Linked DNA regions of Homo sapiens: regions 1, 2, 3 and 5 are each linked to region 4. Evidence: chromatin loops called from intact Hi-C (ENCODE). Cell type or tissue: heart left ventricle. All regions are shown on one strand. Each heading gives the region's core, and the rest is flanking DNA. Links, peaks and the distances in the headings are about the cores only.

The links. Hi-C counts contacts between places; a loop is a spot of excess contacts. Peaks named below come from ENCODE experiments on the same cell type or tissue, not always from the same donor. Only the 100,000 strongest peaks of a DNase experiment are listed, where the experiment ranks them.
Region 1: a loop joins it to region 4, with 7 times the contacts of the local background. A loop is called at or near these places in 17 of 110 quality-filtered maps.
Region 2: a loop joins it to region 4, with 6 times the contacts of the local background. A loop is called at or near these places in 35 of 110 quality-filtered maps.
Region 3: a loop joins it to region 4, with 5 times the contacts of the local background. A loop is called at or near these places in 41 of 110 quality-filtered maps.
Region 5: it touches region 4 in a loop (4-fold over the local background); 29 of 110 quality-filtered maps call a loop at or near these places.

What each region holds. Positions count from the first base shown.
Region 1 is chr5:141,097,880-141,103,706 of GRCh38, reverse strand. PCDHB2 (protocadherin beta 2) reads right to left here. Exons shown (of 1, transcript NM_018936.4): 1 at 5,004-5,827. PCDHB3 (protocadherin beta 3) reads right to left here and starts at 3,234. Exons shown (of 1, transcript NM_018937.5): 1 at 1-3,234. The coding sequence starts at 3,057. The coding sequence ends at 667. It also overlaps PCDHB@. In heart left ventricle, for the core only: a CTCF peak has its summit at 3,317; a DNase peak (open chromatin) is centred at 3,276; H3K4me3 peaks cover 1,242 bases; H3K27ac peaks cover 350 bases; H3K27me3 peaks cover 3,036 bases.
Region 2 is chr5:141,081,717-141,087,543 of GRCh38, reverse strand. It overlaps PCDHB@. Among named protein-coding and RNA genes, the nearest start is that of PCDHB1-AS1, 6.6 kb to the right of the region's middle. In heart left ventricle, for the core only: a CTCF peak has its summit at 2,960 (motif pointing left); a DNase peak (open chromatin) is centred at 2,963; H3K4me3 peaks cover 1,148 bases; H3K27ac peaks cover 482 bases; H3K27me3 peaks cover 412 bases.
Region 3 is chr5:141,340,410-141,346,236 of GRCh38, reverse strand. All of the region lies in intron 1 of PCDHGA1 (protocadherin gamma subfamily A, 1), which reads right to left. It overlaps PCDHGA2 (protocadherin gamma subfamily A, 2), which reads right to left. Exons shown (of 4, transcript NM_018915.4): 1 at 4,842-5,827. PCDHGA3 (protocadherin gamma subfamily A, 3) reads right to left here and starts at 2,408. Exons shown (of 4, transcript NM_018916.4): 1 at 1-2,408. The coding sequence starts at 2,203. It also overlaps PCDHG@. In heart left ventricle, for the core only: a CTCF peak has its summit at 2,478; no DNase peak of the experiment used is centred there; H3K4me3 peaks cover 4,631 bases; H3K27ac peaks cover 3,349 bases.
Region 4 is chr5:141,561,137-141,566,963 of GRCh38, reverse strand. All of the region lies in intron 18 of DIAPH1 (diaphanous related formin 1), which reads left to right. It overlaps DIAPH1-AS1 (DIAPH1 antisense RNA 1), which reads right to left. Exons shown (of 3, transcript NR_038333.1): 2 at 5,059-5,162; 3 at 1,704-3,899. Among named protein-coding and RNA genes, the nearest start is that of DIAPH1-AS1, 5.7 kb to the right of the region's middle. In heart left ventricle, for the core only: CTCF peaks have their summits at 2,383 and 2,606 (motif pointing right); no DNase peak of the experiment used is centred there; H3K27ac peaks cover 748 bases.
Region 5 is chr5:141,169,972-141,175,798 of GRCh38, reverse strand. PCDHB7 (protocadherin beta 7) reads right to left here and starts at 3,155. Exons shown (of 1, transcript NM_018940.4): 1 at 1-3,155. The coding sequence starts at 2,963. The coding sequence ends at 582. It also overlaps PCDHB@. RefSeq lists an enhancer at 555-1,185. In heart left ventricle, for the core only: a CTCF peak has its summit at 3,226 (motif pointing left); no DNase peak of the experiment used is centred there; H3K4me3 peaks cover 1,041 bases; H3K27me3 peaks cover 2,047 bases.

The DNA of each region.
Region 1 (5,827 bases), core at 465-5,464, 460 kb after region 4:
CATAAAATATTGAAATATTAATTGCAAATGTCAACACAGAAAATGAACTAAATTACTTTCATTTGAGTACTATATCCCTAAAAAGATGATATATTACTATTTATTAAAGAAAACACATTCTTGTCTATCCTTAAAACTTTGTTAACTATAGACAAAGCTGCTTTGGGCATATTATAGAACACATTATATGAATATATTCAACAAGGGAAATTATAAAATTGGTGGTTTGGAACTCTCTCTACATTGCTTTATAATGTAAAATTTGAATGGAGTTATTTTAATAAGCTATTTGAAATCACTATTAAAAGACAGTGAATTTCTTTTTGCTCCCCATTAGAAAAAAAAAAGGCGGAATTAAGACTGCGTTGGCAAGCCAGGATGAAAGGAGAATATGCAAGGATTAACTACAGAAAAAGTAGAATCAATATATAAACAAAATGTTCTATCGACTAAGGATTCTCGATTGAAATACAAAACATTCAGAGCCACACAACTACTTTCCAGTACTGTTAATGAAACCTAAGCCATCCCTGGATTTGATATTTTGCTCTATTCTTGCTACTTGCCTTGAACCAGACCAAAAAAGACCTCTCCAATGGACAAAGCAGTAAAAAAGGACTTTCCACAGATTAACTAAGACGAGGCTCAGTAGATCCTTATTAACACTTAACTGAATTCAAAGCTCTTCCTGAAACTGGGATTTGCCTCGCTAACCCTCTCTGCACCCTGAGCAACGAAGTTGGGGATAATTGGCTTCAGGAACTTGAACTCATTTGTCCCGGAGCCTCCAGTCAGACACACCTCGTACTGGTAGCTCTGGGACAGGGTCCCGGTGCCGCTCACGTCCACCATCTGCCCTGGAAAGGGGCCCTCGGGCACCGAGCAGCGACCCACCGAGGCCGCCCTGCTCCTCCTGCACAGCCGCACCGCCACGAACAGGAGCACCGAAAAGAGGAAGAGCGAAGACACCGAGGCCAATGCCACCACCAGGTAGACGGTGAGCAAGTCGGCCTGGGCCTGGGCCGGTGCCGCCTCCGGGAGAGGCAGGTAGGGCTGGGAGAAGCCGTCCACCAGGAGCACATGCAGCGTGGCGGTGGCCGAGCGCGGAGGCTCGCCATTGTCCTTGACCAGCACCACCAGCCTGTGCTTGGCCGCGTCGCGCTCGCTCAGCAGCCTGGCGGTGCGCACTTCGCCATTGTGCGCCCACACGCCGAACAGCCCGGGCTCCGTGGCCTTGAGCAGCTGGTACGACAGCCAGGCGTTCTGGCCCGAGTCGCCGTCCACCGCCACCACCTTGGTCACCAGGTAGCCCGGCTCAGCCGCCCGGGGCACCAGCTCGGTGCAGGGCGCGGAGCCGTTCTGCAGCGGGTACAGCACGAAGGGCGAGTTGTCGTTGGCGTCCAGCACCAGCACGCGCACCAGCGCCTCGCTGCTCAAAGCCGGGGAGCCACGGTCTGTGGCGCCCACGCGGAACTCGAACGCCTGCAGGGCCTCGTAGTCCAGCGACCTGAGGGCAAACAGGTGGCCGTTGTCCGCGTTGATGGAGACCAGGGAAGAGAGGGGCAGGTGCGGGTCCTGGGGCGGCAGCAGCGAGTAGGTTACCTGGGCGTTGGTGCCTGAGTCTCTGTCTGTGGCGCTGACACTGCCGATGTGCAGGGCGGGGCTGTTGTTCTCGCGGACGAACAGGGTGTAGGAGATTTGGGTGAAGGCGGGGGCGTTGTCATTGACGTCGGAGACCAGCACGGTTATGTTGTACTTGGTTTTCAGCCTGGGTGTCCCCAGGTCAGTGATAGTGATGGTAATGTTGTACTCGGATCTGGTCTCTCTGTCCAGCGCGCCTTCTGACACTAGGGTGTAAAAATTCTCTACAGATGGTTTCAGGAAGAAGGGGAGATTGTTCTCAATGGAACACATCACTCTTCCGTTGTCTCCAGAGTCTAGATCAGAAACACTGAAAACAGCCAGTACAGTCTCTCCCGAGTTCTCAGGAATAGGGCTGTTTACTGAAGACAAGGTCAGTTCCGGTGGGTTGTCGTTGACATCAACCACCTGGACTATGACTGTAGACTTTCCGGATAGGCCTCCGCCATCCTTGGCCTCGATGTCGACTTCATAACTATTAATCGCTTCAAAATTCAAATATTTGACCAGTTGCATATCACCAGTAATTGGATTTAGCTGAAAAGTTTTGCGAATTTCTTCAGAAGCATGAAAAAATGCATATGATATTGTCCCAAAACTTCCTGTATCTAAGTCAGAAGCCGAGACAGTGACAATGACAGAGTTAACGGGGGTATTCTCTAGAACTGCAACCTCATAGAGCGGCTGTGCAAATTCTGGTGCATTGTCGTTTATATCTAAGACCTGGATGTTTATCTGGGCTGTCCCAGACCGAGGGGGAGAGCCGCCGTCCAGCGCGGTGAGCGTTAAGCTGAGTTCCGGCTGCTCCTCCGGATCGAGCGCTTTATCCAGTACTAGTTCCGGGTACTTCCTTCCGTCCCTACGACTGCGAGTGAGTACGTGGAAGTGGGAATTCGGAGTGATAGTGTAGTTTTGGAGGCTGTTTCTTCCCACATCCAAGTCCTCAGCATTTCCCAAAGGAATTACTGTTCCTGGCAGAGTGCTTTCTAGGATTTTCAGATGCATTTCATTTTCAAAGAATACCGGAGAATGGTCATTTACATCTATGATACGGAGCTCGTTTGTAACGAATTGCAAAGGGTTTTGCAGTAATATCTGAAAATGTAGTATGCATGGTTCTGTGGGGCCGCATAGCTCCTCCCGGTCCAATTTCTCATTCAGGAGCAAATCACCTGTCTGATGACTGAGCTGAAAATGCTGTTTGTTCCCTTTGGACACAACTTGGGCCCCCCTCGCGGCCAGTTCCTCTACCCTTAGTCCCAGATCCTTTGCTAGGTTGGCTATTAAAAAGCCCTTCTCTTTTTCCTCAGCCACAGAATAGCGTCTTGACTCGGACCCAGCCAGAGACCCTCCCAGAAAAACAAAGAGAAGCAAGACTTGCCTTTGTCTAAGAAATCGCTCTCCTCCCGCCTCCATTGCACTTTCCGTCACGCTCTTCCAGGGAATGTCGCCAAGCTGAACCTCAGACAGAGCTGGGAAACAGTCTTTTGCCCCACAACCTTTGTAGACGGCCTAGTGAATAAGCCTTTCCAGAGGCTCAGACTTGCTGGCTCAAAAATCTGCCTGGGCTCTCAACCGCTGGTTTACCACACTGGATCCGTGCGTCACCGAGCATGCACAATGCCTGTGGTTTAATTCGCCTTCTTAGTCAACAGCGCCACCATGCGTTCGCTTGCAGTTACAAAATCTTGGAGAAGGTGTTTTTATTTTGCTTTATCGATTATTCTTATCAACCCTAGTTGACGCTACTGGAGGAGTTTCTCATGTTATATGAATTAAATAAATGCAATCTAGGGAAATAAAATGCACTTTTATCTACGAGCAGCGATTCTTCCTGGTAGAGTCCTCATTTACACGATTTAACGGAAGTGTACACATACTAGTTTACCCCTCCCCTTTTGTAATAATTACACACAAACTTCAAAAGATTTTTGCTCTAGATGATAGCATGCTTCACTATCCTATTTATGTTTTTCTTTTTTTCCTAAACTTTGTGAAATGAGCCCGAATTGCATATACCAGAAAAACACAAGGAAAAGACACCTCCTGCAAGGTGGTAAAAAAGAAAATATATCATGTCAGAGGTGGATCCAGAGGACTACAAATACCTAATTTCTTCCAGATTATCATGCTCAAGGAACACTTAAAGTGCTTTCTCTTCTTATTTCAGAGCAAATTTACAATTATTCATTTCATCTGTATTAGTTTATTTCCACAGATAATTGTTGAGTTTGTAGAAGTTAGGCAAGTGGTGGTAACAAGACAATGTCTGTATATCTTACAACAATTTTCCATCTAGTGGGTGTACAGTCTTTAAACAGATGTTTAAACAGTGTGAAAAGTGCTACATAGAAAAGGTACTGAGTGCACTGAAAGTATGCAATACGGGGACCTAACTTAATGGAGAGTGATTAAGAAAGTTTCCCCCAAGGTGCACCATTTAATCTGAAACATGAAATAGGAGAAGTGTGCCAGGCTAAGACTGTAGAATGTGTGAAGGCCCTGAGAGAGCAAAGCATAGCTATTAATAGATAATGAATGAAGTACAGTGAATACAAAACTTAATGTCTCAAGAGTAAGTGGAAAGGAAGGCTGAAAAGGTAAACCAAGGCCAAATAATGGGCGCTTGGATTTTATTATTCTAAGAACAAAAGGAAGCCATTGCAAGGTTGTTGGTACAGAAATAAAACAGTGCAAATATGTGTTCAATGTAGCCGCTTTTGTACTTCTACACAATTATCAAGAATGTTTGCTCTTAATACTAGTGATACTAAAAATAACAGCAATTTCACTTTTATGTCTTTATATTGAGTATAACTGCAAGCTATTCAAATACCTGCTATCATTTGGGTAGAAGAAAAGAAACTTTGTGACTCATCCAAAATCCTACAGGTAATGAGTTGGTTGATCAGAGACTTTTGATACCAACACAGCGCTCTACACCATTGCTAATCTCAAAACAAGACCTTCAAAGTTAATATTAAAATTTTAATAGGATAGCTCATTCAAATGTATGTAAAAATGATATAAAAATATAAAGATAGACTGAGTAACATTAAGAATTAAGATTTGTTTTAATGTATGGATCAGAAAGTAAACTGCAAGAAATGAAAACAGTTGGGTGAGTCATTTAGGGAACTATGGAAGGAAATTTAAGTAATAAAATTAAAAGCCATCTGTATTCCTTAAGCCAGTGGACAGGAAAGGAGGCTCAATTTAAGCATTAAGAGAAAAAGTAAAAATATGTTGAAGGAAAGCGACAACAGAATGATAACTGCATGTTCAAACAATGGTAACCAATTCAATTAATAACAAAATTATAATTCATTGTACACCAAAGAGTATTTGATTCCAGCAAAATGTTTTCCTTTAAGTGTTCTAGTTTATTTAAATATCAATATATCACAGGTAAAATACTTTTCTCTCTTTCAATCATTCAAAAATTTTATTAAGAGCCTATAATATTCCAGTGACTGTGTGAATCATTCAATAAATGAGGGAGCTGTTGAGAAACAGAACTCAAGCACCTTTATAAAAAAGCATTGAAAAGTCTAGGGAAATGAAAGGGGGAAAAATAGAAGTAGTCAGTGCAAAAAAATAGAGTGAGTGGTGCTAGATAAATTTTTCTCCCTAAAGGCTTGTTTCTAAGTGAATCCTAAATGCTCCAGAAAATTTTAAAAACAGCAATACCAAGCTATGTTTGAGGGTTCTAAAGGTAAAGGACAAAGACATGTACTCCCTCAAATTTTTTGGATTTTAATGAAGTGCTCAAAGTTAATAGGTTATTAATAATTTTAAAAGATTTTAAAGGGGGGGACTGGAATAAGCAGAGGGCTCTTAAAAAAACTATTTGAAAGAGAAAGCATGATGAATTAGCATGCCTTTGAAAATTGCTAGACATGTATTATTTATCTACATTTTTGAATATTAATGATTGACTTTTGACAAAAATTTATTAGAGCACTTATGATGTTAGTGCCTTGTAGAATCCAACAGTTAAAATTCTTACAATCTCTAAAGACTAATACTTTTCATATGTCAACACTTGAAAGAAGTATACATATTGGACTGGGGGGCGGTGGCTCACGCCTGTAATCCCAGCACTTTGGGAGGCTGAGGTGGGCAGATCACCTAAGGTCAGGAGTTCAAGACCAACCTGACCAACATGGAGACACCCTGTCTCTAC
Region 2 (5,827 bases), core at 553-5,552, 480 kb after region 4:
GTTCCCCATCCTAAGGCCCAAAATCTCTGCAAAATTAGCAATGAAGGAACCACTCTCCAGCACCTCTGGAACAGAATTCTGCAGTTCAGTATCCTGAATGGTACATGCTTAGTAAAACAGAATCACACTTTGTTTTAGACTGGGCTTTAAGTATTACATTATTCCTTCTTCTAACACCTTCCAGCAAATATGGTCCTACACAAACTCTGATCACCCTAATGTTTCTATTACTTATGCCACCAGAATCTTAGACATCCAATACAACTTTCACAGACAGGGTAATATAATATGAAACATACAGCACTGTATTTGCAATCTGCTTTAACCACCATTTGAGCCTGCAGTGCCATTATAGGACCGCCCCCCACCCCCCGTCAGTGCATTAAACTCTCTAGAAAGAAAAAAAGTATTTGAGAAAGGCAAATGAAAACACCAAACACTTTGTATTTATGTAATTATTATCCAGTGTATTGAATAATGTCTGTTTTCATTTTATCAGCAACTATCATAAATATATTAAATATCAACAAATAGGTCTTATTTGAGGCATATTCTGTTGTATCTTCTTTAATTTTCCTAAGCCATACAGGAGAGTATTAAACACTGACATAAAGAAAAAAAAGATAAGATTGTTTTGTCGGTCTGTTTTACATGACATTTAATGTACTGGATATGCTATGATATTAATTGCCAAAGAATTAATCATTTTTGATGTTTAATAAGGAAACAGTAAAAATTAACAAACACAAATTTAACATTGACATAAATAAGCTACACAGCAACTCAGTTGATTTACGTCTTAAATAACGAAAAAGACATTTATTTCTACAGTTTTTTTTCTTGTAGTTGTATATCTCCATTTGATTTCGTGGTCATCAATATCACCAAAATCATCAAATGACTATTTCAAATAAAAAGTTAAAACCATATATTAATAATAGTAATCAAGTAAATAGTTACTTAAACTAAGTAAATGGAGACCAGTCCTGCTGAAAAGTAGACTATCACAACTTGTCAGCCATCATTTACGAAATATCAAGAAAAGCAAAAGATGACTTTAAAATAAATAGCTTGACCTTCTTTGAGAAGTTACGAAGACTATCATTTTATGGATTGAAGTGGGATGAATTTCCTTGTCAAGCTTCAGAATATCTGCTAGGACAGTCTACTCAAAGTTTTAGGGGTAATTTACCTTTGAGAAAGATCAAAGGAAACTAGGCATGAGCAGAAAAAAATGCGTTCCTTTTCTGTGCTTAACAATAAAGAGGAAATACACTACTAGATTCTAAATAGACCTTTGTGAAATAGATAAAAAGATAAAAATAGCTAAGCCATCAATATCTGTTAACTGTTAATGAACAATTAGCTATGCTTCAGAAAAAAAACACGATGGAAATTAGAGCCATAAAATAACCAAAACATTCAGAACGGTGCTGTTATTCCTCTACCTTTTATCCAGAATCCAAAAGGAAGAACGCCAAGGATGATAGCTGTCTCTACCTACTGTCTTGTTTTGAGCTTCCTGGAACCTAATTTCATTGGAAATACAGTGATGTTGCGTGTAGCTCTCTTTTCTGGTTTGCATTATTAGGTTGTCAGATTATGGAATATTTTAAATATCCAATGAAAAGAAAACTCTGGTAGGAAGGATCAAAGCTTTTTCTTGTTTTGTTTTGTTTTTGTTGTTGTTGTTGTTTTATCTCAGGGTGCTGAGATTATGGTTCTTAAACAGATGAAGTCTTCCCAGAAGTGCTCCAGGATGAGGCAGATAAGTGTCAACATGACCAATTCTATGTGATTGTCATCCAATGGCATGGTCTTCCACCGTCCTTCACATGAAGAAACAATTTCTGAAACTATTTCTGCTTGTAATTGCCTGAGTATTTGCCACGTGGCACTGAAATTTCCTGGTAATTCTCTTGCAGTGGATGCTTATGATGCATGGGGTATCAGTGGTATTTAAAATGTTCTGCTAGCATTTAAAATGCTCTCCAGAGGTTGCAGAATTCAGTGAGCCTGGAGAATTCTGAGAGCCGATTCATAATTATTTACTCAGACTAAATCTTCAGCCGGTTGCTGTGAGACCTGCATCTCAAAGATTGTCATTGATTGTCATGACTTGGACTTAGGAGGTCTCAGATATCTACCATTCTTCTCTGGGAGAGTTAAACTTACCTTGGGCTGTGGTTCATCCAGCGATTTTTTTCACGCGTATGGACAAATTACTTACCCCAATATTGCACAGCACATTATTGTGAACATGGAAATTGAAAATGAGTGTGTAGTTTCCAATGATGGAAAATTTACCCAAACCTCATACATGTTCCTGGTGCACATTCTGGAACATTCAGAAGAATTTTTCAAAGGAGGAAACGGTTACACCTCAGACACAGATTTTTCTCAAAAGACAAATTTTTTTTTTTTTTAAATACAGGTAATTCTTGGAAATGCAGGGCTCCTATAGGTCCGATTTTCTACTTGAGAGCAAGGACTCTTCTGTGGGTCGATCTGAAATATTATTTGGTCTCTTTGGAAACTATCCTGCTCCAGTCTGTCCTCCCGCCGCTCCCCTTTCCGCCGCCAGCGCCAATCTCCAGAAACCCTGACCATAAAAAAGCAGTTTTCCTTTTCCTGGGCCGCCTGCGCTACACCCGGGAAGAAAATGAAAACCCACCACCTGCGTTTTCTGCCAGATTTTTTTCTCGCACAATTTCCTGTATATCCTCTGAGTGCATTGCCTTTAGTAAATGAAGTCTTCGGAAATCCTGTAAGACTTCCAAACATTTGTGTAGTCCCCATTCGTTTGAAGAAAGCTCTAAAATCTGAGCTCGCTGCGGACGTTTTCCAACTCGTATCTGTTCCCAGCACCTTTCAGATTTTGTCTTTTCTAAGATGGAGTCTGCAGGCAAATGCAGGGCTCCTCCTCCTCCTACTTTTTAGCCTGTAGTGCCACCAGGCGTCCGAACTGAAAACCTGGGCTGTACAGCGCTTTCCTGCGGAAACTGTCAAAATCTGTTCATATTCACATCTAGGGGCGGAATTCTCACCTCTTGAGTTTTAATTACTTCTCCAATATTTAGTTTACTTAATGTGAACAAAAACAATGGTTGTTTATTATCATAATATCAGCTGTGAGATTTCCTTTGAGAGGAACCGAATTGGATTTCTTTCATTTCAATCAAGCCAGTCATTTGGCCATAAATTCATTGAACTGATTAATTCTTCGCAGGTATTTTTTACACACAGATTATATTCAAGCACTGTAAAAGACATTGGGGATATAAAGTTGAGTAAAGTCTGGTGCCTACACCGCAGGAGGTTAGAATATTAAAAAGGTGACTCGGTGATTTGCATAGGCACTATCAGGTACTAAAAAGGGATATTTAAGAACAGAAGTGAGGTATCAGGAAGAGTCTCAGAGGAGGTGAGGTTTAAGCTAAGTTTAATTTTATGGTACCAACTTAAACACAAACCCATTGAAATGATTTTCTACTGCAGATGAAGTATTTCTGATTTTGCAGGAAATAAGATTTTTCTCGAATGATGTGAATGAACATCGTGGCCCATAGCGGGGTTGCAGTCTTTCAGTCAGTCAACATCACAGAGCCCTGTATGAAGTGTCAAGGGATGACAACTAAAAGACTAGGGATAGGGCCGGGCGTGGTGGCTCACGCCTGTAATCCCAGCACTTTGGGAGGCCAAGGCGGACAGATCACTTGAGGTCAGGAGTTCGAAACCAGCCTGGCCCACATGGTGAAACCCCGTCTCTACTAAAAATACAAAACAGCTGCATATGGTGGCTCATGCTTGTAGTCCCAGCTACTTGGGAGGCTGAGGAAGGAGAACTGCTTGAACCCAGGAGATGGAGGTTGCAGTGAGCCGAGATCATGCCACTACACTCCAGCCTGGCCAACACAGCAAGATTCTGTCTCAAAAAAAAAAAAAGGATAGGGATAGGCCTCTTTTTTCTCTTTGAACTTGGCTCACATCTCCAGTTTAAAGGAAAATCCTGCAGCTTGAGTTAACAATATCTTAAGGAAATATTTAAAGTGGTGATTAAGACTTTATGATGTTGGCTGGGCACGGTGTCTCACGCCTGTAATCCCAGCACGTTGGGAGGCCAAGGTGGGCGGATCACCTGAGATCAGGAGTTTGAGACCAGCCTGGCCAACGTGGTGAAACCCCGTCTCTACTAAAAATACAAAAATTAGCAAGGTGTGGTGGCATGCGCCTGTAATCCCAGCTACCCAGGAGGCTGAGGCAGGAGAATCGCTGGAACCCAGAAGGCAGAAGGCTTCGGTGAGCTGAGATCGCACCACTGCACTTCAGCCTGGGGAACAGAGCAAGACTGTCACAAAAAAAAAAAAAAAAAAAAAGACTTTATGATGTTAAGAGTCATATTCAAGTCCTGGCTCTGCTTCTTCACATACATTAAATTAGGAAAAGTATTTAATCTCTCCAAACTTCTGCTTTCTCATCTGAAAAAAATTATGGATATAATAGTGTTATCTCCTTCATGAAGTTGTGACAATCAAATGAAACAGTGCAGGCCAGGCGCGGTGGCTCACACCTGTAATCCCAGCACTTTGGGAGGGTGAGGTGAGCGGATCATGAGATCAGGAGATTCAGACCGTCCTGGCCAACATGGTGAAACCCTGTCTCTACTAAAATACAAAAAATTAGCCAGGTGTGGTGGTGCGCACCTGTAGTCCCAGCTACTCAGGAGGCTGAGGCAGGGGGGAATCACTTATACCCAGGAGGCCGAGATTGCAGGGAGCTGAGATCAAGCCGCTGCACTCCAGGCTGGTGGCAGAGCGAGATTCCATCGCAAAAAAAAAAAAAAAAAAAGAAAGAAAGAAAGAAAGAAAAAAGAAAAGAAAAGAAAAGAAAAAGAAACAGCGCTTATGAAATGCTCAGCTCAGAGCATGGAACATCATGGTACTTCATAAATGTTTACTATTATTAGTGTAATACTATGAAAGCAAGAACTTCTCTACATTGTCTGGTTTACTCCTACAAACAAATATAAGTCTAAATGACTCCTACACTGCACTCTATTATCCTTCTCCCTTACCTCAATGGAACATGCAGCACATTCTTATTTATGCAAAAATCTAGAACCTTTAAGCATAGCATAAGTTATGAGAATTTCACTCACAGTTTCACCCTTGTTGAATATGAATTATTTTCATTCCTGCATATTCAAACTCTCTCTTTTCAATGAATTATTTGATCTTATCATCCACCTCAAAAATCTTGCCAGAAGCTGGGCACAGTGGCTCACACCTATAATCCTAGCACTTTGGGAGGCTTAGGTGGGCGAACTGCCTGAGCTCAAGAGTTCAAAACTTGCCTGGGCAACAAGGTGAAACCCTGTCTCTACTAAAAATACAAAAAATCAGCTGGGCGTGGTGGCGCGCCTGTAATCCCGGCTACTCGGAAGGCTGAGGCATGAGAATTGCTTGAACCCAGGAGGCAGAGGTTGCAGTTAGCTGAGACCATGCCACTGCACTCCAGCCTGGGCAACAGAGTGAGACTGTCTCAAAAAAACAAAACAAAACGAAACAAAAACAAACTTACCAGGATCCCACACTTCTTTTCAGCTACCATCTCATTTCTATTAATTTCTTAAATATTCAAGCTTCTTGAAAAGATTTTATACACGTACTGACAATACTTCCTCAATTCCTCAGTCTCTCCTTAAACTTTTACAATTCGACACTAAAAGTGTTCATTAATTCACTTCCATAATGCCAAATTCAGTAGATACTTTCATTCTCTTCTCATTTGAACTTTCAGTAACATTAAACATAGTCCACTATTCCCT
Region 3 (5,827 bases), core at 222-5,221, 220 kb after region 4:
TACTCGCCAAGCCGCCTCCCGAAGCCTGCAGCAGGCGTGACTTGTGCCAGCGCCGCAGCCTGAGCGCCAGCAGCACGATGACGAAGGCCAGGAAGACGCAGGAGACCGCGGCCACCGCCACCACCAGGTACAGAGTGAGGTCCGAATCGTTGGGTTTGGCGGAGGGCTCGAGGCTGCCCAGGTCGGCCAGGATGTCGGGGATCCTGTCGGCCACGGCCACGGTGAGCGTGACAGTGGCGGAGAGAGGGGGCTGGCCGTGGTCCTGGACGGCCACCACGAGGCTCTGCTTGAGCGCGTCTCTGTCCAGCAGGGCTCGCGCCGTGCGCACCTCGCCCGTGTGCAGACCCACCGAGAAGAGTCCCGGCTCGCTGGCCTTGAGCAGGCGGTAGGACAGCCAGGCGTTCTGGCCCGAGTCTCTGTCCACCGCCACCACCTTGGTCACCAGGTAGCCGGGCTCTGCGGAGCGAGGCGCCAGCTCCACGCCAGTGGAACCGTCTGTGGGGAGGGCGGGGTACAGGATCTCGGGCGCGTTGTCGTTCTGGTCCAGCACGAACAGGTTCAGCGACACGTTGCTGCTGAGTGGAGGGTTCCCGCTGTCGCTGGCTGTCACCAGTAGCTTTAAGTCTCTAAATTGCTCGTAGTCGAAGGATCTCAGCGCGTATAGGACGCCAGTGTTGGAGTTGATAGAGACGAAGGAGGACAGGGGCGCCCCCTGGAGAGTGTCCTCGGTCAATGCATAAGTGATGCGGGCGTTGTTGTTGCTATCTGGGTCCTGGGCTGTCACTGAGAAGATGGAGGCTCCTCTGGGGTTGTTTTCTGGAATGTAGGCGGAGTAGGATAAATGAGGGAAGGTGGGTGGGTTGTCATTGATGTCAATCACATGCAGGGTGATGTGAGTTTCTGTGGACAGTGGCGGGCTTCCCCCATCTGAGGCTCTCAGACTAATGTTATATTCTGATATTTGTTCGCGGTCCAGGGATGTGGCCGTCACTAAGCGGTAATATTGATCTATTGATTTTTCTAACTTAAATGGCAGATTTCCCAGGACAAAAACTTCAACCTGCCCATTCTGCCCAGAATCTCGGTCATGCACGTCGATAAGAGCAATTTCTCTTCCAACGGTGCCCTCTTCTGGGACTGAGCTTGTGAGAGACGTGATTGTAATTTCTGGAGCATTGTCATTCACATCCAGAACCGTGACTAGAATCTTGGCTCTTGAAAGAAGACCTGGTCCATCCTGTGCTTCAATTTTAATTTCATAGAACATGGCATCCTCATAATCTAGACTTTTTAATATTGATACTTCTCCACTCACTGAGTTAAGATGGAAAATCTCAGCGATTTTCCCAGGCATTTTATCTAGAATATAAGACACTTGAGCATTGAATCCCTCGTCAGGGTCAGTGGCATTCACCGTGAGCAGCCGGGTACCCACAGGCACGTTCTCCCAAACACTCACACGGTACTCAGGCTGAGTAAACATTGGTGGGTTGTCATTTGCATCCAGGACTATCACTTGGATGTGCAAGTTGCCAGAGTGGACAGGGTCGCCACCATCAGAGGCAACCAGGACAAGCTGGTGAATTTCTTTTTTCTCACGGTCCAGGGCCCGCTCCAGCACCAGCTCTGGATACTTGGCCCCCTCAGAGACGCTATTCACAGCCAGAGAGAAGTAGTCATTGGGGCTAAGCTTGTAGTTCTGCAGGGAGTTAATGCCTACATCTGGGTCAAAAGCAGTTTTAATTGGAAATCGGGTTCCAGGAACCGTTAGTTCACCAATTTTTATTTCCAATTCCTCTGTTGGGAAATTAGGAGCATTATCATTAATATCTTTAATTTCTATTTCTACTTCAAAAATTTTCAATTTATCCTCAACCAGAATGTTAATTTTTACCAGACACAGCGGGATCTGAGCGCAGAGCTCCTCCCGGTCTATCCTCTCCGCGGTGACCAAGCTGCCGCTTTGCGGATTCAGAGAGAAAAGCTGCGTCCTACCTCTGGAGACGATGCGGACTCCGCGCTCCGCCAGCTCCCGGGGCTCTAGCCCCAGGTCGTTAGCGATGTTGCCCACGAAGGAACCTTTATCTAGCTCCTCAGACACCGAGTAGCGGATCTGACCGGATCCTGTTTCGCACAGCGTCCCCAGGAGCGCGCACAGCAGGGCCAGTCCTCTGCCATTTCGGAAACTCAGGCAATTGGTCATTTCCTTTTCGGTGAATCGCTTTCTCTGAATTCGGTTCCAGTTTCCTACGACGGACTCCAATCTTATTTTCTCAAGAAACGAAGTCTTTTACGGGCCTAATTCACAGGTCAAACAGCTGGTTGACTAAGAGGTGAGGTTGGCAGCCGCCCCGGATCTTCTGAGTCTGATTTGCTGGTTCTTTGCATTTTAGGAGCAAGGAAATGGTGGACTAGTTCTCCAGCTGCGTTCTCCTTCTTGAGTGGTCAACAGCGACACTAAGAGGCCTAACCGTTTACTGCATCCTCTCAGACACATTATTATTTTTGAATTATCCAAGATCTGAAATCCTTCTTGTCAGAGATAAGAGGACTAGTGTTGATTGAACATAATTGAATCGATATATGTTAAACAGTGTCACCTCAAGTTATCTTTCTTGGGAATCCATGCACTAACCTTAATGCCACCAATATTGCTTCAAACATAGTGGAGTTAACTTTTTTGAATTGTTCAGTTTAAGAAACACACAGTAACAAAGAACTGGCCGTAAGGACCAACACAACTATTAAAAGACATGACCACCACTTGTTCTTCCACCACTGAACCTTGATAATGTGTTTATTCTTATACTTACTACATTTATCAGGGTTATTTGATAAGATATCCACCTCCTCTTTGACCTTTCCCTCTCTATACTCTTAACTCTCTAAGAGCTGAGACAAGGAAAAAAAGAAAAGAAACACACAGAAATCAGCCATATTTATACATTATATTTCTTTAAGTTTGTTCTTGGTGACCTGATAACTTAGTTTCGATATTTGTTGTTATTTAATATTCATTAAACAAACACATAATTAGGCATCAGACAATATGTTTGGGGATTTAAGGTGAACAATATAGACACAGTAGCTTCCTTCACAGAGATTATAAGGATATAAAAGCAAACAGGGAATTGCAGTGTACTGAGATAATTACCATAATGGGAGAAGCCAAGGGGGTTAGGGGGGCCTTCAATTGGGCCTTTAATGTTAGCAAACGCTTTCCCAGGAAACATGAGAGGAGTGGATCAGTGAAAAGGCCTGGATGTGGGAGAGAACAGCATGACAATGCCTAGGTGTGAGAGAGAAATCACAGACCTTCAGGGTACTGAAAGAAGTTTCCTTTGTTTAAATCTAGACTGTAAGGATGTTTTTTCAAAACCAACTGAAACTAGTAGAAATAAGCTTTTATGTTCCAGAATCTCTTTCCCCATAAGTTTCCAAGCACAGAAATATAAATACAATATATTTGTCGTTTCAATCATGATGCATTACATATCTATGCATAAGACATTTATTCTTGTGGAGTTACTACACACACTAAAAATAACTTTGCTTTAATTTTCCTGTTTATACTTTATTATTCACTTACAAGTAAAGCTATTATGACATATTATTCCACAGTGAGTTCCAATTTTACTCATAGACAATTATGTAATAGTAACCAAAACAACACCTTGTCTCAGAAAATTTTTTCTTGATCAAATGCAACGGAAAGAATCACAGCACTTTGAGAAATATGGTATCATTCAATAAAAGGCTCAATTGGTACATGATAATTTTCAAATAAAAATAAAAAATGATGCCAGTTACATAGAACATTAGTGTGCTTATTATTCTCTGTTATTAAATACATAACCAACATACTAAAAGCCAATATAGGAAGAGGAATGGGAAAAGAAAATTGATCAGAGGGGCACTGGGATTGGGTGAGGGATTGGGAACATTTCTAGCAGCTATTGTGAGTAGAAACCTTGAGAAGAGAGATGTATAAAGAAGTTGGTTCTGGGCAATTGTATGATATGAATCTTTTGTATCTTTTCTTTAAGCAAAACTATATTGAGGATATATATTATTTTAAAGATTAAAATACAGTATGGTTCCCACGTATGAGAAAGATAAAAAAAAAGGAGAAACCTGTTTATTACCACTCTACAGCTTTATTATAGAGCAGATGATAAGTCAGTCACTTCTTCAAGAAGCATATAGCTTAGAGGTTAATGTGATTTTTAAAACTAAGCCAAAATAATATGACATACCTTCCTGAAACACTGTAAGGAATGTATATTTCTAAATTTCCATATTTTTAACAGGGAAGGGCATGCAAGTTAAGGAAAACAATTTTGCTGCCAAACTGAAAGAAATGTATTAAGACTGAATGAGAAAGAACTAGCCAACTAACATGTTTCACTGTTCATATACAGATTCAAATATAGAGTAAGAGTCATAACTTAAAAGAAGAAAGGACTTGAGTAAACATAAACTCCAATCTTTATATTTTTAACAAAGAAAAAATTGTTGATCTGGGTGGATGAGATGATTTGCCCAGGGATGGAGAAGAAAGTATAAGAAACCAGACACCCTAGTTCCTAATGCAGTGCTCTTTGGATAATCTTATCTATTAACTCCTGGTTTACATTCATTGCACAAAGATTCTCACGTCTCTTCTTCCTCTTACAGCCTGTGAACACTAAGACCTACCAAGAAATAATTCACCAAGACTCACTTCCTAAAACTTGACTCTACCCTCAAGGAAATATGGGGAACAAAATAGATATAGTAAACAAGTAAGTGAATTACTTCAGCAAACTAGCTAGTACGTATGTTGTGAAAAGATAGATTACCTGAGAAAACGTTTCTTCTCTTTCTTCTTCGAGTAGAGATTGAGGCGCTGATAAAAAATCCTTTTTCTCACAGCTCTCCTGGCTGATGAGCGTGTCCGCATAGTTGGGCTGGGGGAAAATCAGGTGGCTCTTCCGCGAGTCCGCAGTGAGGGAGACCTCGTGGGAATAGGTCTGCAGGAAAGCCCGAACCCCGTCCACGCCCACAAAGTGCGAGCTCTGCATGCCTGTCAAGCTGCCTCCTGAAGCCTGCAGCAGGCGTGACTTGTGCCAGCGCCGCAGCCTGTGCGCCAGCAACACGATGACGAAGGCCAGGAAGACGCAGGAGACCGCGGCCACCGCCACCACCAGGTACAGAGTGAGGTCCGAATCGTTGGGTATGGCGGAGGGCTCGAGGCTGCCCAGGTCGGCCAGGATGTCGGGGATCCTGTCGGCCACGGCCACGGTGAGCGTGACAGTGGCGGAGAGAGGGGGCTGGCCGTGGTCCTGGATGGCCACCACGAGGCTCTGCTTGAGCGCGTCTCTGTCCAGCAGGGCTCGCGCCGTGCGCACCTCGCCCGTGTGCAGACCCACCGAGAAGAGTCCCGGCTCGCTGGCCTTGAGCAGGTGGTAAGACAGCCAGGCGTTCTGGCCCGAGTCTCTGTCCACCGCCACCACCTTGGTCACCAGGTAGCCGGGCTCTGCGGAGCGGGGCGCCAGCTCCACGCCAGTGGAACCGTCTGTGGGGAAGGCAGGGTACAGGATCTCGGGCGCGTTGTCGTTCTGGTCCAGCACGAACAGGCTTAATGATACATTGCTACTGAGTGGAGGGTTCCCGCTGTCCCGCGCTATCACCCACACTTGCAAGTCTCGCAACTGCTCATAATCAAAGGAGCGCAGTGCATAGAGTACTCCAGTGTCGGAGTTGATAGAGATGTAAGAGGATAAGGGTGCCCCCTGAACAGTGTCCTCCGCGAAAGAGTAAGTTACATGAGCATTGTCGTTGCTGT
Region 4 (5,827 bases), core at 226-5,225:
TCAATACCACTTTCCCTTTTGCTTGCTTATGTGGTTTTGTTTTGTTTTGTTTTGTTTTGTTTTGTTTTTGAGATGGAGTCTTGCTCTGTTGCCCAGACTGGAGTGCAGTGGCAAGCTCTCAGTTCACTGTAGCCTCTGCCTCCTGGTCACAAGCAATTCTCCTGCCTCAGCCTCCCGAGTAGCTGGGATTACAGGTGTGCACCACCACACCTGGCTAATTTTTGTATTTTTAGTAGAGACAGGGTTTCACCATGTTGGCCAGGCTGCTCTCGAACTCCTCACCTCAGGTGATCCACCCATCTTGGCCTCCCAAAGTGCTGGGATTACAGGCATGAGCCACTAGGCCCAGCCCATGTGATTGTTTTTCTTTGTTCTCATAGACCTCACCCCAGTGGGCTTGGAGATGGGGTAGATGTAATCTTTGTTATTCATTGCCACTCTCAGATCATTTTGCCTCTTTACTAAAAGGAAACAATTCCTAAAAACCAACAATTTCAAATCTTATGACATCGTTATGTCACCCATTTTCTCTTCATGTTGTCATCTACTGACACCCGTGTTACTCCTCATTTCTCAAACAATTTAGCTCTTGACTCATATCCACTCTTCTATACTCCAATACTACCTCTGACTTAATTCTTAGGAATTTTTATACGAAAAGGTCATGATCCTACCAATATTCTGGCCTTTCAGTTCCTTGAATTCTTCTACTGATTTTGTCCTCTATCCTACCTCAACCATTCCCCCGTTCTAGGATCTCATGTCATACCACCCAGGTTCTATCTTTTTACCTTACTCCCTTTGCTATCCTGACCCCAACAGGCCTCCAGCCCCGCTAATCCATTTGTCCTACCAGCATTTCACTGTCCTTCACTTTCTGATGACTTCACTCTTTCCCTGAGCTAAAATTTCTTGGTTAATCATTATAATCATTCGCTTGGGTTTTGTTCTTCCATTATCTCTCTCATTTCATACTCGATTGGCAAAACCACAATCCCGGTTAATTCCTTTTCTGTCTTTGTCCTGCTCCTGTAGCTGTGCAACTGAACATGGCTGGAGAATACCACAAAACTGGGCCCTCCTTTGACAGACTTTCTTCTCTTAGCTTTCAGGACAGGAAACACTTACTTTTCCTGCTAACTCACTGGCTGATCTTTCTCCCAACTCTCCTCTGCTTAATTTGTGAAGTTGCTTGGCCCTTGATACTGCCAGGCACTCATATTTGAAGCATTACAAATTCATTGAATTTCCTGCTCTCCTAAAGGTTATTTCACACCTTTTTTTCCTCCTCAACAGCCCAAACCTCCCTCATCCTCATTCTCAGTTGGGGATGTTTTCTTTCTACTTCACTGACAAAATTGAAGCAATCAGAAAAAGGAACTTCTAAAGACTTCCATCATTACTTTTACCTAGCAGAATTCTGTCTTCCTCTGTTACCATGGTCCTGTCTAAAGCCAGTTCCTGGACTAATTTGTTATCATCATTTTAACAAATATGTAGAATACACTGGAAATACAGGGTAAAAAGGTGTCCTCCCCCAGAGTGACTGTGGTTAAATCATACTTTTTATATACATATGTTATTCTAATAAAGGAATGGGAAAATCCTTTTCTTCTTTAGTTCAAGTGAGAAAGGTAAATTTTTGAATAAAACTTTACTGGAAAAGGGGCAAGGGAATTAAAAATAAAATTACAGAAACATGAAGGTATACACACTTCTTTTTTAATATAATTGGTGTGATCTTATACAGTATATACTGTTTTGTATTTTGCTTAACGTGTTTTAGCATCTCGATGTCCTTACATATAGATTTGTGTCATTATTTCTGATAGTTGTATTCTGTCATATAATACAAATAAGTTTTCCATTTTTTTATTACAAGCAATGCTGAAGGAAACATCCATTTTTAATTGTCTTTGCAAACTTGTATTTCTGCACAGTAAATTCTTAAAAATAAAATCTGTGGGCCCAAGTTGCTAGGTATAAGATTGTAGCAATTTATACTTCCACGAAAAATAAAAAAATATTTATGGTAATGTCTAGTAGGGGAAAAGTGATATGTTGTTTTAGTCTGACCACTAATAAGATTGCACCAGGGGTTATCTTTCTTACCTTGACTCTATCTGTAAAGTGAGATACATGAACCTAAAAGGTATCTTTCAGTTTTAAACTTCTGGTTCTGTTACTTTTTTTCCTTGCAATAAGCTGTCTTTGGTGTTATCTGTCATGTCAAACTCTTCTTTTGTTTCTGACAGCCTTCCAGGTCCTTTTGTTATTTTGTTTGTTTTGGTCTGAGTTTCATTCTCTTACTCTATGCACCAAAGGTCAGGCATCAGGAGCTGCTGCTTGCTTACAGCCAGTGTTTAGGAGTATAGAGCTAAACTGGGGCAAAACTTTAAAACTATTGCGCGAAGGCTGCTGATGTAGTTTCCACAGAAGACTTACTATTGGAGATTTAAGGGACTGCATCATCAGGTAAAGGAATTAAGTTTTAATTTTCTTCTCAACCGTGGGAATTTGATATTTTATTTCTAGCAGTGTGCTTTACTGCTTTCAGCCACCAGATGGCACATGGATCCCTTTTATTTTAGATGTGTCATTGTTGCGTTTGGTAGTGATGTCATCACGTTAGAGAGAGGCAACCTCTGTCCTTTCCAAATACAAGCTGATTAGTATACTGCCCTCTACCTGTCAGGAAATTTATTTGGAGGACTGATCAGCAGTTAAATTATGCAGAAAGCTACAGCTTGCCCTTTTACAAAAGGATCTTGTCCTGTTGCAGCTAGTATTTTCAATAGTAGCAATATTCGTGTTCTTTTTGGGGTCCAGAGGCTGGAAAGGTTTTTGTTCTTTAGTCTGATACCTTCATGAAAGCATAGCCTTCCTTTGAGAGGGCTCAAAGAGAGGTTTGTATTTTATCAGCTTGGTAGCTCATTGTAGCCTCATTATATACACACTCATAATCCCATCTCTGTCTCAGTTTCTGCTGAAAAACTACTTTAAGCGCATAATAGAACCTACCCACATTATATATGGATAACTAGCTTGAGATAACATACTGAATCCATTTCTTCAGGGAATTCCCCTGGTCTAACTTGGATAGAATATGCTGGTGCAGAAAGATTTTCACGGTCAAAGTCAACCCTTTGTGTCATATGTTAACTCCTAATTATCCCCAGCTAGTCTCATTTTTAGAGCCTCTTTCTAGCCATCCCAGCTTTAGTGTGTGCCTGTATTACTCTTTTCTAGAAACATATAGACTGAAATGGTATCTTTTAAGTCCAAGGTACCATCTGCCATTATCTGTGGATTCCAGATTTTATTTCTAACCAAATGTCCTTTTAAATGTCATTGTCTGAGACTTAGACCATCTAGTTGGGGGGTCAGTATTACTTAAACTTCTAACATCTTGGTACAGTCAGTTCCTAGCCTTAAATGTCTGTTGATACCAGTAAATCTCAAACTTTAGTATAAGGATTACATGAGGAGCATGTTTGTAACATGTAACATGTTTACATGTTAATGGTGTGAATTAAGCCACTCTTCACCTGTTCTCTTAATAATATTTTGGTATCTGTATCTGAATAGGTATTATATAAGTATTATCCCTGTTCTTATGGAGGTCATATGAGATTGATTAGGAAACAATTCAACATTTTCTGTTGACTTGGCAGTCAATTTTGGAGTCACTGTTTCAGAGGCACTTTTCTTGCCATCTTCCAAACTTCTCAGTAGCCATCTTAGAAGGACATTTTGAAGAAGTCCTCTGTGGTCAGTGAACTAGCTCGGAACCACTTAGAGATTGACTCTGCTGGAGAGGATGGATGGAGGGCAGAGTGATTAGGGCAGAGTATTGTGCTGGACTGGGGCTTGTACAACACGGAAGGAGTTGTGAGAAACTGGAGGAGATAGAAATCAAGATGAAGAATGTTACAGTTATACAGACATAACTTTTGTTCAAGCTTGGTTATTCTCTTGCTATGGAGACCTGGAGTTGGTAGACATCAGAGATGTGTTTAGGCAAAGAAATGGGATATCTAGCAAGTGTCAAAGCAGAACTAAGGATTGGGGTGAACAAAAGAGTGATCCAGTGCTCTCTTACTACATACTAGAACCCAAAACTGTTGCCTTAAGGAAAAGGCACTGTTTTGAGGATCCCTTGACCTTACACTATTTGGGAATTGTTGGACCTGAAATGACTTTGCTGCTGATGCTGAACAAGTCTCCCTCCAAACATAAGGTTGTAGACAGGCTAGTTTGCAAGGAGTGCTAAGGATGTCTCCACAGAATGTTTCCTCTGGGGCTTTTCTTTCAGCTTCTCTGTTATCTGTTTTTTTTTGTTTGTTTTTTTTTTTTTGCATAGGTAAGTGGTTCAGAAGTCAAAACAGTATAAAAAAGTCTCATTCCCACCCTAGTATTCATCCATGCCATCCTTCTCCCTCCCCTACCTTCTAGAGGTAACCATTTTTATTAGTTTGATTATCCTTTAGACTTTCTTAAAAAGTGCAGTTATAAACAAATACTGATACAGATTCTTGTCCTTCCTCTTACCAAAACAAGGAACATACTATCTGTACTGTTTCTATACCTTGCTTCTATATCCTGGAGAGTCTTCGTATCAGTATGCAGAGACTTTCCTCATTAAAAAAATTATAAGTTTTTAATAAGCAGGCATTACTTTTATAATGAACACAAGGATAAAACAAAAGTAGAGTAATGAAATAATTGTTCTTTTTTTTTTTTGAAACAGTAGCTACAGTAACCCATTTGATCTGACTGCATCTTAGCATGTATACATGTCCTTTTGATCTTCCTAAAAAAAACTCATACATAACAATGAATTGAAGAGTTAGTTACCCACATCAGCTCTGTAAATGTATGGCAACTTATGCTAGAGCTTACAGCCATTATGATATGGGGAAGAGAGACTTGCAAAGTTCAGCCAGGGGACCTTCCAGACTTCACTCGAGTGTGATACTTGAACAGGAGGAGATCTTTGTACTGCTAGCAAAGGGATGCTACTCTATAAAAGGTCTTTAAAGGAAAGGAGTGGCCTACCTTATTTTTTTCTTGCTTCCATTTCAGTTTTTGTTCTGGAGATGAATTGCTCTAGAACTTAGTGTCCTGTAACTGTTCCATGTATTAGAACTCTCGCCCATTGCCTTTGGAGCAGTGTGGAAGAATGCTTGTGATTCAGTGTTTGGTGGGAAAAGCAGGAAACAAATTATGTACACCTTATTACAATTGTTTCATATTAAAAACAAATGCATTAGTGAAAGATTAGAAGGGAATATACCAGACTACTGTAACAGAGATTTTGTTAGGGTACTACATACTTTCTCTTTTAATTTTTCTATAATGTGGTTATATTGTTTTTATAATGAAAAAGACACAGGGTTAAAAAGGAAATTTCAGTGTCTGACATGCTTGGAGAAGATTCTAGAGCACTTCTAGATTTCTAGAAGTACTTGGACCTGAGATTTCGTCTGCCAAGCCAAGTACTAGCATTCAGTTCTATAAAGCAAGTAACAGTATCCTTTACTTCACTCTTAACAGTTTCTTTTTGAAAAAACAGACTCCAATGTAAAAAAAAAAAAAACAAAACTCTTTTCACTTCTAAGTACCATTGGACAAGGGACCCCAGTGATATAACAGAAGGGCATTGGTAACCCCATTTCTGCAAGATGGGATGGAACCATTCTTTCCTCCTGATCCTACAATAACCCCAACTCTTCTTAGAGCCAGTGATTTCTTCTTTTAGATCTATTAGATGGGAAGATACGGCACTCTCCTGTGTGTGTGTTTGCATTTCTTTTAGCAAGAAAAA
Region 5 (5,827 bases), core at 364-5,363, 390 kb after region 4:
GGAGCAGGGTCACTGACCCAGAGTCAGACAGATCTGGGATGGATGCTCAGTTTTGTCACTTATTAGTTAGTGGAACTTAGTGAACTTACTGAATCTCTAAGACCATCTATTTGTTCATTCCTAAAATACCATGCCTCATATGCTTCTTCTCAGATTAAAAGTGTTAAAATAGTGTATGATGCATTAAAAGCATTTTTTAAAAATGCTTAAAAAGATACTCTACAGTCTATGCTTCTGAGACTAGGGTAGGTACACTCATACAGCTTTCTAATCAACTCAGGAAGTCTCAGTAGAGATTGAAAACAATGGAAAGCAATTTAAAATATCTCAAACAAGACTTACATTTAATAGACTGTATATTAAGCATAATTGTTTGACATAAAACATTACACATATACATTTCATGCTTTGTGAAGGGTTCTTGATACTAAATCAGGATCCTATTTTATGTATAGAAATTTATTGCTTGACTTCAAGAGTACATATTTGAAATGATGTAAAGACACTCCCTTAAGGGAACCTCGCAATAAGTTCCTAATCAGAAACGTATTCACAGACGCGGATTTAGTTTACATTCTTTATCAGAAACCCAAATTATTCTGAAATGGGCGATTTTCTTCCACTTCCCTGCCTGTGCTCTGGGGTAGCAGGTTGGGGATAATTGGTTTCAGAAACTTGAACTCATTTGTCCCGGAGCCTCCAGTCAGGCACACCTCATACTGGTAGCTCTGGGATAGGGTCCCGGTGCCGCTCAAGTCCACCAGATGTCGTGGAAAGGGGCCCTCAGGCACCGAGCAGCGACCCACCGGGGCCGCCCTGCTCCTCCTGCACAGCCGCACCGCCACGAACAGGAGCACCGAGAGGAGGAAGAGCGAAGACACCGAGGCCAACGCCACCACCAGGTAGACGGTGAGCGAGTTGGCCTGGTCCGGGGCCGCCTCCGGGAGCCGCAGGTAGGGCTGGGAGAAGCCGTCCACCAGGAGCACGTGCAGCGTGGCGGTGGCCGAGCGCGGAGGCTCGCCATTGTCCTTGACCAGCACCACCAGCCTCTGCTTGGCTGCGTCGCGCTCGCTCAGCAGCCTGGCGGTACGCACCTCGCCATTGTGCGCCCACACGCCGAATAGCCCGGGCTCCGTGGCCTTGAGCAGCTGGTACGACAGCCAGGCGTTCTGGCCCGAGTCGCCGTCCACCGCCACCACCTTGGTCACCAGGTAGCCCGGCTCGGCCGCCCGGGGCAACGGCTCGGTGCAGGGCGCGGAGCTGTTCTGCAGCGGGTACAGCACGAAGGGCGAGTTGTCGTTGGCGTCCAGCACCAGCACGCGCACCAGCGCCTCGCTGCTCAGCGCGGGGGAGCCGCGGTCTGTGGCGCCCACGCGGAACTCGAACGCCTGCAGGGCCTCGTAGTCCAGGGACCTGAGGGCAAACAGGTGGCCGTTGTCCGCGTTGATGGAGACCAGGGAGGCGAGGGGCAGGTGCGGGTCCTGGGACGGCAGCAGGGAGTAGATGACCTGGGCGTTGGTGCCCGAGTCTCTGTCTGTGGCGCTGACACTGCCGATGGGCAGGGCGGGGCTGTTGTTCTCACGGACAAACAGGGTGTAGGAGGTTTGGGTGAAGGCGGGAGCGTTGTCATTGACGTCGGAGACCAGCACGGTTATGTTGTGCTCGGTTTTCAGCCTGGGTGTCCCCAAGTCGGTGACGGTGATGGTGATGTTGTACTCAGTGTTCCTCTCTCGATCCAAAGGTTTCTCTGTTACCAGAGTATAGAAGTTTTCGACAGATGGCTTCAGGATGAAGGGGACATCGTCCTGGATGGAGCACACTGTCTTTCCATTGTTCCCGGAATCTCTGTCTCTAATCCTAAAAACAGCCACGACTGTCTCGGGTGAGTTTTCTGCAATTGGGCTAGTAAGTGAAGACAGGAGCAGCTCGGGTCGATTATCGTTTATATCTGTTACATCAACCACTACAGTGCATTTTCCAGAAAGCCCGCCGCCGTCTTTGGCCTGAATAGTTAATGTGTAAGTTTGAATTGCCTCATAGTCCAATTGCGCTTTAAGATGAAGACTGCCAGATGTTGGATTGATTTGAAACGTTTTGAGAATTCTTTCAGTGGCGTAAGAAAATGCATAGGCTATTTCCCCATTACTTCCGGTATCTAAATCTCTGGCTGACACGGAGACAACCATGGAACCAACGGGGCTATTTTCGGGCACCTGCACCTTGTAGAGCGACCGCACAAAATCAGGGGCGTTGTCATTTACGTCTAGAACCAGAATGCGCACGAGGGCGGTCCCTGATCTTGGAGGAGAGCCGCCGTCTAAAGCGGTGAGGGTTAAACTGAACTCTGGTATCTCTTCCCGATCCAGCACTTGATTCAGCACCAATTCGGGATAGATATTCCCCTCCCCGCTATCATGGACATTAATATGGAAATAGGCATTGGGGCTGATGGTGTAGTTACTCAGGCTGTTGGTTCCAACATCTGAATCCTGTGCACTCTCTAGGAGAAATGCCGCCCCTGGAGTGGTACTTTCTAATATTTTCAAGGAAATCTCTCTGTCTAGAAATACTGGAGCGTGATCATTGATGTCTCTGACCCATAGTTCAGCACGGAAAATCTGAAAAGGTTTTTCCAATAACAACTGGAAAGGCAGCACACAGGGCTCTCTGGGGCCACACAGTTCCTCTCGGTCCAATTTCTCATTTAGAAGTAGATCACCAGTAAGCGAACTGAGCAGTAAAATTTGCATGTTCTGGTCTGAAACAATTCTAGTTCCCCGGGCTCTCAGTTCCCCTACCCCTAACCCTAGGTCTTTTGCCAAGTTGGTAAGAAAGGTGCCTCTCTCGGTTTCCTCCGCCACAAAATACCGAAGCGGTTCGGCGCCAGCCCAAGACATTCCCAGAAATACACAAAGAAATAAGACTTGCCTTTTCTGCACAGCACGCTCCACTCTGGCCTCCATTCTTCTTTGGATCAGTCTTTCAAAATGACTTTCACTCAGCCTCCAGCGGCTCTCACAAATGGCAGCAGCGGAATCCTTTGAAATGAGCTGAATAATAGCAATGTTTGTGGGGAAGGATCCTCATTTTACCCCAATTCCTATTACCACTGTTTCCTTTCCTATGCTTTTCTCTTCAGATTGCCTCTTTGCTCTGGAATCTGTAACATCCTTTCTTTGTGAAATTATTTTTCTCTCTCTCTTTTTAGCCAGCAGCGCCACCTTGCGTTTTGTGGATGTTATTCCCGTTATCAAGACTAGAACAAAAAGATGGCGGATTGAAGGAATTCTGCAACAAGAATGATTTGTCCCCGGTATCTTTGCTGTTTCATTCCATCTTTATCCTCAAATGGTCACAGTAATGCTAGTAAGTAATAGCTGATGTCGTTTTCCCCTGTGATAATCTGGATTCGTAGAAGAATTAATTTATAGTCTTCTTAAATCTAGGAGCATGAAACTAAACTCTGACTCCCCACCGAAATCCTAAGAAAATCTCCTATTTTAAAAATGGATAGTAAAAATATATATGAGAAAATGAAACCTCCTCCTTGAAGTCAACAAATATTGGTTGGGGACATTTTATTTATTTGTAAAGTATTTAACAATAATAATGTGAATATGGCAGAATAATTGACCCTTTTCCCAATTTCTTGTGAATTAAACAATTATTCCACTTTCCAGGTCTTAACTCTTTACCTGTGATATTTCTTGGAACACTTTATGCCTCCCCCAAACCCAACCTTCATCCTTCACCTGATTTAAGTATTACATAAGAAATTATTGTTCCTCTATAATTTCAGTGACTAGAATCTCCAATGTCCAATGAATACTCTTAAAATTAGTAGTAGCAAGTTGGTCAATCTTGCATTTGTGGAAGTGCTTCTAGCATTTCATCTTCAACTATGATGGTTGATCTCAATTTGGGGTAAATATTCCTTTTTTGAATCAATAAAGTTTTCTTTTTATTCTTTCATATTTTGAAGTGATTTTTGATAGCTGTTGAAATAATACATTTATTCTTTAGTTTCTAAATTACTGAGTTATTGATATAAATGACATTTAACCATAATGTATTATTGTTTTAGTGCACAGATAGATATGATGTGTCAACATGGTTTTAGGATTTTTCTAGTTAATGTTGTTTACCTAGTGCGTGTTTGCCTTTTATGGCCTTGGTATTAAACTATTATACTGGCATCATAGAATGTGTTAGGGAGCTTTTTATCTATTTTATACAATAGTTTTAATAATTATATTATTATATGTTTCTACATGCTTAATTCCAGCTTGTCTTTTAAACTGGTTGGGTTTGGTGACTTCACTTGCAGTAGATCAGTGACTACCATTTACATTTTACCTTTGGTTATTAATCTGTTCAGGTTTTGTATTTTTAAGTAACTTGCATTTTATTTTGAAAATCATTTTATCTAGTTTGCAAATTTCTTGGAATTGTTTTCATTGCGTTATTTACCTTTAATTGTATCCCTATTTTTATTAGTGATGTTTAGCATTTTAACTCCTTTTTATTCTTGGTGAGACTTGCAAGAGCTCTACTTTACTGATATTTTGAAATGCATTTTTTTCAAAATAATATATGACCTTGGTCCAAAATTAAATAGCACTAAGAGGCTTGTTCTGCCCTTTTCCTCCTCACTTTTCTTAGTTCCCCTTCTAAGAGGTAGCCATTTTAAAACTCTTTTAGTTATCTCTTCAGTCACTAATCTGTTTTCTGATATATTTTGATTAATTAATTTTAGAAATTATCAATTGACTGTTTATTATGTTAGATTACATTTTAGGTATTTTAGATTTTCTTTTACTTACCATATATTGGGAACATTATTGTGTATTAATTATGTTTTCTTTTTCAATTTTTTTGTGATTTTAATAATTATCTTGCCTTTTCATTTACTTGATTTTTTTTATCCCTATCACTTATTCATCCCACAGATACAATTGCCTGTCAGTGCAATTTTCCCCATAGTCATTTCCATTCCTCCTGAGACTTCAATTTTTCTTTAAATTGGGTGGTTGCTTTCTGTGCCTACTGCACAGCTATCATTCTGGATTTTTTTCTTTGCTGTCATTCTTGGAATTCTTTGCCTTTTATTCTGGATGTGTTTGCTATTTCTGGGATTTTATAACTTGCCCTTTTTCAGTTTACTCTATGGCATTACTAGAACACATCCTCCAATAGGTTCATATGATTGAAAAGATGATACAATGTTAAGAGGATTGCTAATGATATCCTTCAAAATCTCTGTCTCTTGAGTCAAACAGCTCCTTACTGGACTAGTTGTTCATTATGCTCAGTTGTCATCCTTGGATCATCCTTCAGCATCACCTGGAGATTCATTTCACTTCTGTCCTGTTTTGGATCTTCTAGTTTCTGTTTCTTCTGTCTTCTCCTGTCTTGAATTAGGTTCTCATTTTGATAGATACCTTCCAGTAGTTTTCGGAGAAGGGTGTTTCAGAGTTAAATGTTTTTGTGATCTTAAATGTACTAAGATGTCTTTATTCTACCCTCAAACTTGATTAGTAGTTTGACTAAATATAGAGTTTTAGGTTGAAAATAATTTTTCTTCTGAATTTTTGTTTTGTCAATGAGCTTTCCAAACCAATCTGTTTGCAAAGAAGTCTAAAGCTAATCTTATTTCTTATCTTCCATATGTGACCTATATTTTTATTTTTTGTTATAGTGTTTTTTCATTGTCCCAAGCACTTTAAAATTAAACAATTGTATGTTTTGGTTTGGGGTTATTTTCCATCCATTGCACAGTATAATTGATGAGACATTTCATCTAGAAAACTAATTTTCTCCTGCTCTT